3 separate regions of the Homo sapiens genome follow, and all the other regions are linked to region 3. Evidence: chromatin contacts called from ENCODE Hi-C or POLR2A ChIA-PET data. All regions are on one chromosome and are shown on one strand. Each heading gives the region's core, a stretch centred on a gene start or an enhancer-like site at or near the end of the contact. The rest is flanking DNA. Distances are from core to core; before and after follow the strand shown.

Region 1 (2,880 bases), core at 299-2,798, 570 kb before region 3:
TGGTGTAACAGCTAACCTTCAGCACTCATCAAGATCCTGGGTTTGTCCTCTCATACCACTAAGTTACTTGTGGGATTTCATCATGGGCACAGTAAACTGACCAGACCCTAAAGCCACCAGATAGATAACTACTGCGGTCATCCTAAGGGCAGAAACAGCCAAAAGAGCCAAATAATCATCTTTACTAGCCGATATGCTCAGGCTGAGATTTTCAGTTCCTGGAAATATAGCTTTACTCCTCCTTCACGTGCCAATTGATCCCCATAATGGCGGTTGAGCGGACAAAGCCTCAAGTAAAACCCTGCACCGAAGACTTTAAATGCGAACCCAAAGCAATGGCAGCTCCTAATTCATGCTTCCCATCCTTTTCACAAGGGGTCCAAATAAGGACTGCCTTCTTGGACATGAGCTATATTTAGTCAGAGGCCGTCACCTTGGAGGCAAGGCCATATCCGCCGAAGGGCATGTGCGTATTCTCCAGTGTGTAGTCAAGACCTAACCACTGAGGCAGTGGAGCCAGACGACGTCCCAAGGCATAGGCCCCCCACCCCTCAAACTGAGGGCCAGGACAGCCGGGGAGGCTCACGGCTCCCCCTCGCCCAGATACCACATGCGGCAAACACGTGGTCGCCGCTGCAATGCGGGGCGCGCGCTCCCGAGGGCCGGACGCGAGCACGCGGGGCGGGTCGCCCACTCCAGGTTTGTCAGACGGCAGGGCCGGGAGGGGTTAACAGTGCCCTCCCTTCCCGGCCAGAACTCACTAGCGACCACAGCCCCCGCCCTTCACGTTTTCTGGAACCTTCCGCATGCCTAGGCGCGCGACCGAATGAAAAGGGAGGGGGGAAGGGAAGGGTGGAGAGGGGAGGGGGAAGAGGAGCGGCGGCCACGCGCCAGGCCCTGGCGGCGCCACGAGGAAAGCGCGCGGTCGCCGCTCTTCCATCACCCGGCGGACGAGGACGACCCGCGCGGGCCCCACCACCGGCCGGCCGCAGCCAGCCGGACCTTGGCGCTGCCTTCTGCCCCGCCCCACGCTTCGCTTCAGGCCGTCCCCTCACCTGGGTGGCCTTCCCCGACCGACTCTGAGGTGAAAAGGAATGTGCCCTCCTCGATGAACGCCTCGTGGAAGCCGTTGAGCTGTCCGTTCATGTTGGTGTCGGTGTGCGGAAGTGGCCTTACGAAGGAGCAGCGGCGAGGCGGCAGCGGCTGCGAAATGCGCAAGCTGCGGACAGCGTTCTACTCGTAGCAGGCGGGCGGCGCGGAGCGAACGAAGCAGCGGGCGGTGCGGCCCGGTATTTATAGAGCAGCGCCCGCGCGCGCCCGGCTCGGGCCCCGCCCCTCGGCGCCGCGCGCCAATGCACCACTTGCGCGGGGGTCGGGGGAGGAAGGGCAGCTCGCCCCGCGGAGTCCGGGCTGAACCACACTGCGCGGCCGCGGGAGGTGCCGTGGCAATCCGGCCCTCCAGAGACCGTTCAGCTATCTTGAGCCGCTAGAGCTAGGAGAAAAATGCAGACGCGAGGAGACGTGGGGGATTGCTCTTCCTTGTTTGATGTGGGAGAAAAAGCGACTGGGGCTTGCTGGACCCGCTCCCCTGTGCGGTGACATGGCACCTCCCTTCCGACCGTTGGCCGGGATAGCTTTCCCGGAGGTCGCGTCCCCCAGCGGAGGCGGCGGGAATCGCGGAGGTTTTGTGCTGCGGCTGGGGTCTTTCTGGCCGTCCCGCCTCTAGATGCCGGGTGGCAGGGAGCCGGTGGCGGTCGGCCATGTGAAGGTGGCCATCTTGGCCGGCCAGCGAGGGCTCCTCACGGCCTTCCTTCGGCGTCCCTGCCCGGCTCGTTGCCGGCCCCGGGATATCTGAGGGGCGCAGGCCCACCTTCTAGTCGTTTCCTGGTGAATGGCTCTGCTGAAGATGGCCGGAAAGCAGATTAATGAAGGTGCTGCCATCGATTTAAACAATCGCCCTCCTGCCCGCTCCCCTGCGCTAAAGTTTCTGAGGGATCCTCACCCTTCGTGGTTCGTGGACTTAAAAGTGGAGGCAGCGCTCCAGCCTTTCCCTCCAGAGAGAAAGGAGGCCGCTCCCAAGTCCGTCCTTGCCCCGTGGCCTTCCTGTTCCTTTGAAGGGGGGGGGAATCGATGTTTCAATCCTCTGTTCAGGAGAATATGGAACGAACATTTCTTTTTTGGTGGGTGGGGGCTATTCGTTCCCTTGAATGTGCTTAAGCAGATCTCTTGACGGCGTGGAATGGGCTGTTTCATGAAGCTTTCACTTTAAAATGTCCACCTGCGTTTGTCCCAGTTTTGCCCAATAAAGGAATTACAGGGAAAAAGAGCGAAACAAAACTTGAGCCAGCAAGGAGTATGGAGTCCCGTTTGGAGGGAGCCCGCCTTGGGGGCGGGGGTCTCTGCAGCCTGTTCTGGGGCTGGGCCTCGGTGCAGGTCTGGTCGGGCTGGTGGCCTGGTGGCCCTGAGCGGAGCGCGTGACAAGAACGCCGGGTTTAATGAGGTTCTCAGGGAACGGCCTGCTCCTAGCATGGGATGTACTTTACGCTGGGGAGGTGAAGGAGACCCCTAGTAACAGTCTCCAGCTGCCTACTGCTGGCGGCAGTAGAACAAGGTGCATTCCCAAGAACAATCCTCTCCGTCGGTGCAGGAGGAAAGGTGGGATTTGCTAAAGGCTCAGTGGGAAACAAAGGAAGCACTTGGGCTGTGCTGGGGGCATCCACAAAGAAGATAAAGGGCTCCTCCCCAGACTCAGTGACCACATCCACGGTCGCTCAAAGCAGGCAGCAAGAAAAGGTTCGACCACAAAAGAGACAATAGGTGATGATATTTTTATTCGTTGCTTTTTACTTTTCAAGCTAACCCTTCATGGGAAAGTAACTG
Region 2 (2,905 bases), core at 9-2,508, 650 kb before region 3:
GAAAAGGCAGTCAGGCAATGGTCGCAGTACGTGCACAAACTCAAGAGACTAATGGAAAATTGTCTCCAGACTTTATTCAGCTTAAAAAGTGCTACATAATCCATACTTTAGTAGAGGTGCCTATTGCTCAAGCATTCTGAATATCTTGATTACAGAAATTACAAGACCTTAGATGTAAAAACTGAAGGAAAGCCGTGCACGGTGGCTCACGCCTGTAAACCCAGCACTTTGGGAGGCCGAGGTGAGTGGAACACTTGAGTCCAGGAGTTCGAGACCAGCCTAGGCAACATAGCGAGACTTGCTTCTCTTAAAACGCAAAAAAAAAAAAAAAAATTCTTTTTTAAAATGGAAGGAAGTAACACTTGTAAAATCAGCACTGAGCCCCCACATCGGGCATTCGATAAAGGGAAGCTGCTGTTGTTACGATTTTTGCAGTTAGAAATACCATACGTTTGGCCGGGCACGGTGGTTCACGCCTGTAATCCCAGCACTTTGGGAGGCCGAGGCGGGCGGATCACGAAGTCAGGAGATCGAGACCATCCTGGCTAACACGATGAAACCCCCTTCTCTACTAAAAACACAAAAAATTAGCCGGGCGTGGTGGCGGGAGCGGTGGTGGGCGCCTGTAATCCCAGCTACCTGGGAGGCGGAGGTAGGAGAATCGTTTGAACCGGGGAGGCAGAGGTTGCAGTGAGCCGAGATCGCGCCACTGCACTCCATCCTGGGTGACAGAATGAGACTCCATCTCAAAAAAAAAAAAAAAAAGAAAAAAGAAATACTATACGATTATTGAGAAGGGTACTGTCTTCATCAGAACAAGTCGAACAGCAGAATCGTCGAGTCTGGATCCCTCCTCTTCTCCACCCCAACCCCACCCCTCCCCCAACTCCGGCGCAGTGACCTAGCGGAAGATTAGAGACAAGAAAAAAGGACGCGAAAAAAACAGGCTCTCGCGCCTAGCCCGGCCCGGCCCCGCGCACCTCGCACCTCCCGCTCAGGCTCCGAGTCCTCATCGACCTCGCGCTCCCGCTTCACCCGCACAAACGGGACAACAGAAGCCGGGGCCTCGCGCGCGCTCGCCGGCTCGAACTCCCGCTTCACGCGCACAGGGCTGCCCCGGGAGCTCGCCGCCTCAGGCTCCCGCTCCCGATCTCGCTCCCGCTTGACGCGACCGGAGCTGCCCCGCGACTCAGACTCTCGCTTCCCGCGAGTGGAACCGCGAGACTCCCGCTTAGACCGGCCGGACATCTCCACTACCGGCCGAGTCGTCCAGCGCAGGCGCCAAGCACGCTCGAGCGCGCGGCACAAGGCCAATCAGGAGAGGGGCTGGTAGCGAGCCCCGAACTCTCTACGAGTCGCCACTGGGGACAAATCACGCTGCAGAAAATTTGTGGGCGGTGCTGTTCCTGCACTGGCTTCCTCTCCCCTTAGAACCTTCTGTGGGCCTACTGTCGTTTACAGTTTACTGAGACGGGAACCTTTACTGGCGACAGTTTTCTGGATAAAAGCTGTCAGGCCGGGCGCGGTGGCTTACGCCTGTAATCCCAGCACTTTGGGAGGCCGAGGCGGGTGGATCACCTGAGGTCGGGAGTTCGAGACCAACCTGACCAACATGGAGAAACCCCGTCTCTACTAAAAATACAAAATTAGCCCGGCATTGTGGCGCATGCCTGTAATCCCAGCTACTCGGGAGGCTAAGGCAGGAGAATCGCTTGAACCCAGGAGGCGGAGGTTGCGGTGAGCCGAGATCGCGCCATTGCACTCCAGCCTGGGCAACGAGCGAAACTCCGTCTCAAAAACAAAGAAGCTGTCATTCGGCCCCAGATTTGTGCCTCGAAACCACCACCGTGAGGTCGTTTCCCACAGTCTCCGCGGCTTGGGGGCTGACAATCCTGCACAGGAAAACTAGGCGACATTCCCAAATCATCCCCTTGACAGCCCTAATTCTACTTTTAGAAGGTTCTTGGTACCATGAAAACGCAAATGCCCGGTAAAGGCAGATTTACCATGAAGCTAATAAAGCTCTAACCTCAGGACCTGCCTTGAACTTGTTTGCTTGTTTGAACCGTTCCATTGAGGTATAATTGACATACAACAAACTACATGTTTAAAGTGTGCAATTTAGGCCAGGCGCTGTGGCTCATGCCTATAATACCAGCACTTTGGGAGGCCAAGGCGGGCGGATCACCTGAGGTCAGGACTGGAGACCAGCCTGGCCAATATGGTGAAACCCCATCTCTACTAAAAATACAAAAATTAGCCGGGCGTGGTGGCACGAGCCTGTTAACCCAGCTACTTAGGAGGCTGAGGCAGGAGAATCGCTTGAACCCGGGAGGCGGAGGTTGCAATGAGCCGAGATCGCCCCATTGCACTCCAGCCTGGGCAACCAGAGTGAAACTCTGTCATACCCACACCACACCACACCACACCACACCACACCACACCACACCACACCACACCACACTGTGTGCAATTTACTGAATTCTGACTTGCGGTATATGTCAGAGGCGTTTCAACCAGACCAACTCCATCTTGAGTGAGGGTTAGGAAAATGAGGCTGGGCCTTGACAGGCTGCATTCCCAGGAAGTTAGGTATTCCTAGCCTAGAGATGTCTACAGTTAAGGGAACAGAGAGATAATGTTTACTAAACAGATCCAGACTTGGGAGTGTCCTAATATCCCAATATCTGGAGAATAAAGGCATTCCTAATTTTGCTTTAAAGATAATATTTCTTCTTGCAAAATATAATAATAAAATTAATCCTTTATCACAAACCCTTGTAGCAGAGCACATCTCCCCATGATCTTTTTATCCTATATATAAACAAGCATTGTAGCCATGGTGGATGCGTTCCTCCTTTTACTTTCAGGAACGCCCTATTCTGTCAATGGAGTAGCTGTACTT
Region 3 (3,052 bases), core at 112-2,611:
CAAACTTTTCGCCAAGACTCTTAACACTTTTTATCCAAAAACCTGTAGTAGTGAAACAAAGAAAACACAACCCCCTCCTCCTTTTCTAAACCATATGGCAATAAATTAAAGTTAACTTATTTCTTACCAGCTCAAAGCCTATACATCGACCCTAAACATTTGTCTCTTTGTGCCCTGGGACTGGGCTTAGAGCTGTCTGCTTATTTGCAACTGTACTCCAATCGTGTTTTAAAATGGCAAAACAAGGTCCAAAACGACCCCCGACCATGAACAGACCTCACCATCGTCATTTTCCAAAACCTGGTCTGGTAGGCAGCACATGCCGGCGAGGGCACCAGGGCCGCGGGGAGCGAGCCCTGCTCCGCCTGGGTGACTGAGCAGGGAGTTTGCTTGCTGCGGCGGGGTCGGATCCACCCCGGGAACTTGGTTACCCGAGCCCAGGGACGCGCCGAGGCCTAGCCGCGAGGCCGGGGCGGGCTCCAGGCGGCGAGGGCTTCCCGTCCCTTGGCCGCAGAGCCTTCCCGCCAGCCCCGCGGTCGCCCGCAGGCGGGGACACTCGCCGTCGTCTCCCGGCGACCGGACGCGCCTGCCGGGTCCCGGGCCGGCTCTTTTGCCTCCTGCTGCCGCCCGCGGCCCGGCTCTGCGACCACACCGGGCTCTTCCGGGGCGGCGGGAGCGCTAGGCCGCGCTGGGGCCCGCGGCTCCTGAACCGGCCGGGCGGGCCTTGGCGTCCGGTATCAGTCCCGAAGGCCGAGCTCCCGCCGGTAACGGGCCCCGCCGCCTCCCCTCCCCCTCCGCCCCATGACAGTGCAAACCCTCCGGCCGCCCGGGCCGCCCCGCCTCCAGCACCAGGCCCAGCTAAGGGCCGCGGCCGTGGCGGCAGCGGCGCCGCGGCTCTCCGCCCTCGCTCGCTCGCTCCCGGGTCCAGCGCCTCGGGCCCGGCTCGGGCTCGGCCAAAGTCTCCGCCGCTTCCCGGCCGCCCTCCGCCGCGCCCGGCCCGGGCGGGGTAGGCCGAGGCCCGGGAGGTGCGGGTGGGGGCGGGGGCTCCTCTCACCTTCATGTCGGGACATCCTAGTTCAGACGGTGGCGGCGCGGCCCCTCCCGGGCTCCGGCTGCAGTGTCCCCCGCGGGGTCCCGGCGCTGCCCGCGCCGGCCGGCCGACTCCCACTCGACTCCCGGGCTCGGCCGCGGGGGCGGGGTGGGCAGGGGAGCGCTCCCGCGGCGGCGGCGGCGGCGGCGGCGGGGAGGCGGCGCGGGGCGGGAATGGGGCCGGGCCTGGTCGGGGCTGAGCTCCTCCAGGAGGCGGGTCCGACGCCGCAGCTCCGCCGGCGCCCGCCGTGACTCCGGTCACTCTCGGGCCTGCCGGCTCCCGGCAGCGGCGCGGCGCTCCGCAAATCCCGCTCCTCCCCTCCCCCGGCCCACCCCCCGCCCCTCTCCCCCGGCTCCCGGCCGCCGCCTCCTCCTCCTCCTCTTCCTCCTCCTCCGCCTCCTTCCGCCGCCCGCACGCCAGCCCCGCCTCTCGCTGCCCTCGCCGGGCCCAGCCGCCCGGAGGCCCCGCGGCCGGCGGTCGCGACGGGGGCGACGCGGCGACGGCGGCTCGGGGCGCGGCGCTTGCCCGCGCTAGCCAGCAGGCCGCGATCGGGCGCCCGTGCCCAGCCTCGGCCTGGCCGCCGCCGCCGCCGCCGCGCCGCGCGTAGGGAGGAAGAGGAAATGCCCGGCGCCGGCTCCCGCTGCTCACCGGCGCGGCCCGAGGGGCGCCCGCCCGCCACGCCGCCCCTAGCCCCGCCTGGGGCGGGCCTAGGCCGGGCTATAGGGGCCAGGGCCTTGGGCTGCGCCGGCCGCGGGAGGTGGGTGCTTCTCGGCGGCGAGCTGCGACTCGGAGAGACTCCTGTCCGCAGGTGCATGGCTTCCGGGCGGGCCTCGGGCAGCGAGCTCCAGCCCCACTGAGAGGCCGCGGACCGCCTGGGGACTTGTGTTTGTGTGTATTTTAAGCCAACAGCCCAGAAAGGGAAGGCGACTGGCCCCCGGTCTTCGCCAGTGTTTCCCGGCCGGGTTACTGGTGGTCAGGAGGGAAGCCAGGAGGCTGCCGGGCTCCGAGGCCGATTCCTTGCGAACCATCTCCGTTAAAGACTCCGCGCCGGGCAGCCCGGGAGTCCGGCGGTACCCGCGCAAACTTTGTCCCAGCGCCTTGGCTCACCGTGAATGCCCTGCCTTGAAAATTTGGAGTTTTTTGTTTCCTGAAAGTGGTCTGCTTTTCCGATTTTATCTGTGTTTTCCATTTTTACCTTCTTATTGTCAATTTGTTTTCAGGCATTATTAATTCAACAAATCTTTGTACTGCCCCTTACCACGTGTCGATGGTTCCGTGGTTTGGTGGAAATAGATCGCGCTTTGAAGTCAAGACGGATCGGCCATGGAATTTTGGCTCTGAGATCCTCTGTGTAACCGTGGATGAGCTACAAGGCCTGCTGAGCCTCCATTTGTCTGGTTTTTGTGGTTGTTTTAATTTATCTTTTTCCATTTGAAGTTGTGGGTTTTGCATAAAATTGAACTGTTACCAGGCTAAGTCAACTGAAATTGGAATCTGGGGTACTGCTTGCTTTGAGGTTACTCTTATACTGTCCACCATTTGCTGGCTGTGTGATCTCTAAACCTCTCTGTGCCCTGACTTTTCTATCTTTAAAATGGACGTAACAACAGAGGTTTAATAATAAGAGGTTTGGAGGTTAAGTGCTAAAATGCATATAAAATACCTAGCACAGGACACAGTAAAAAGATTGTTACCGTATTTCATTGAATCTGGTTTTAAGACACTTCCTGATTTCAAAGAAACTAAAAGCTCATCTTGAAGTCCAGGAAGTAGGTTTTGGGTCACTCAGAACTCCCAAGGGACTGTATTTGGTAGTAACTAGTGATAAACAAACTGGAGTTTAAATGAGGACTTTGTCACCAGAGATATTTTTATTGCCTGTATGGAGCTCCTGCACAAATTTATTCCATTTCTCTTGTAGAAAGAGATCCAACCTGGCCGTAAATGGGGTGTGGTGGAGTA

The links. Hi-C counts contacts between places; a loop is a spot of excess contacts on that map. ChIA-PET counts read pairs that join two places held with the same protein, here RNA polymerase II (POLR2A). Pooled maps may share reads with other maps.
Region 1: a map of CD8-positive, alpha-beta T cell shows a loop between it and region 3 (11-fold over the local background). The contact joins the promoter of PARTICL here to the promoter of KCMF1 in region 3. A Hi-C loop is called at or near these places in 1 of 168 maps with a recorded cell type or tissue (CD8-positive, alpha-beta T cell), 1 of 37 single-sample maps with no recorded cell type and 12 of 50 pooled maps. POLR2A ChIA-PET finds 5 or more read pairs at or near these places in 3 of 52 experiments (activated B cell, activated CD4-positive, alpha-beta T cell and activated T-cell).
Region 2: a map of CD8-positive, alpha-beta T cell shows a loop between it and region 3 (3-fold over the local background). The contact joins the promoter of USP39 here to the promoter of KCMF1 in region 3. A Hi-C loop is called at or near these places in 1 of 168 maps with a recorded cell type or tissue (CD8-positive, alpha-beta T cell) and 8 of 50 pooled maps. POLR2A ChIA-PET finds 5 or more read pairs at or near these places in 1 of 52 experiments (PC-9).

Annotation. Positions count from the first base shown.
Region 1 is chr2:85,537,554-85,540,433 of GRCh38, reverse strand. It overlaps PARTICL (promoter of MAT2A antisense radiation-induced circulating long non-coding RNA), which reads left to right and starts at 1,548. Exons shown (of 1, transcript NR_038942.1): 1 at 1,548-2,880. MAT2A (methionine adenosyltransferase 2A) reads right to left here and starts at 1,266. Exons shown (of 9, transcript NM_005911.6): 1 at 1,056-1,266. The coding sequence starts at 1,146. RefSeq lists silencers at 679-1,008, 1,189-1,458 and enhancers at 1,489-1,578, 1,649-1,858, 2,259-2,348.
Region 2 is chr2:85,614,539-85,617,443 of GRCh38, reverse strand. It overlaps USP39 (ubiquitin specific peptidase 39), which reads right to left and starts at 1,258. Exons shown (of 13, transcript NM_006590.4): 1 at 981-1,258. The coding sequence starts at 1,248. RefSeq lists enhancers at 1,465-1,514, 1,545-1,594.
Region 3 is chr2:84,969,470-84,972,521 of GRCh38, reverse strand. It overlaps KCMF1 (potassium channel modulatory factor 1), which reads right to left and starts at 1,361. Exons shown (of 7, transcript NM_020122.5): 1 at 1,055-1,361. The coding sequence starts at 1,070. RefSeq lists silencers at 487-1,576, 1,607-1,856 and an enhancer at 2,355-2,434.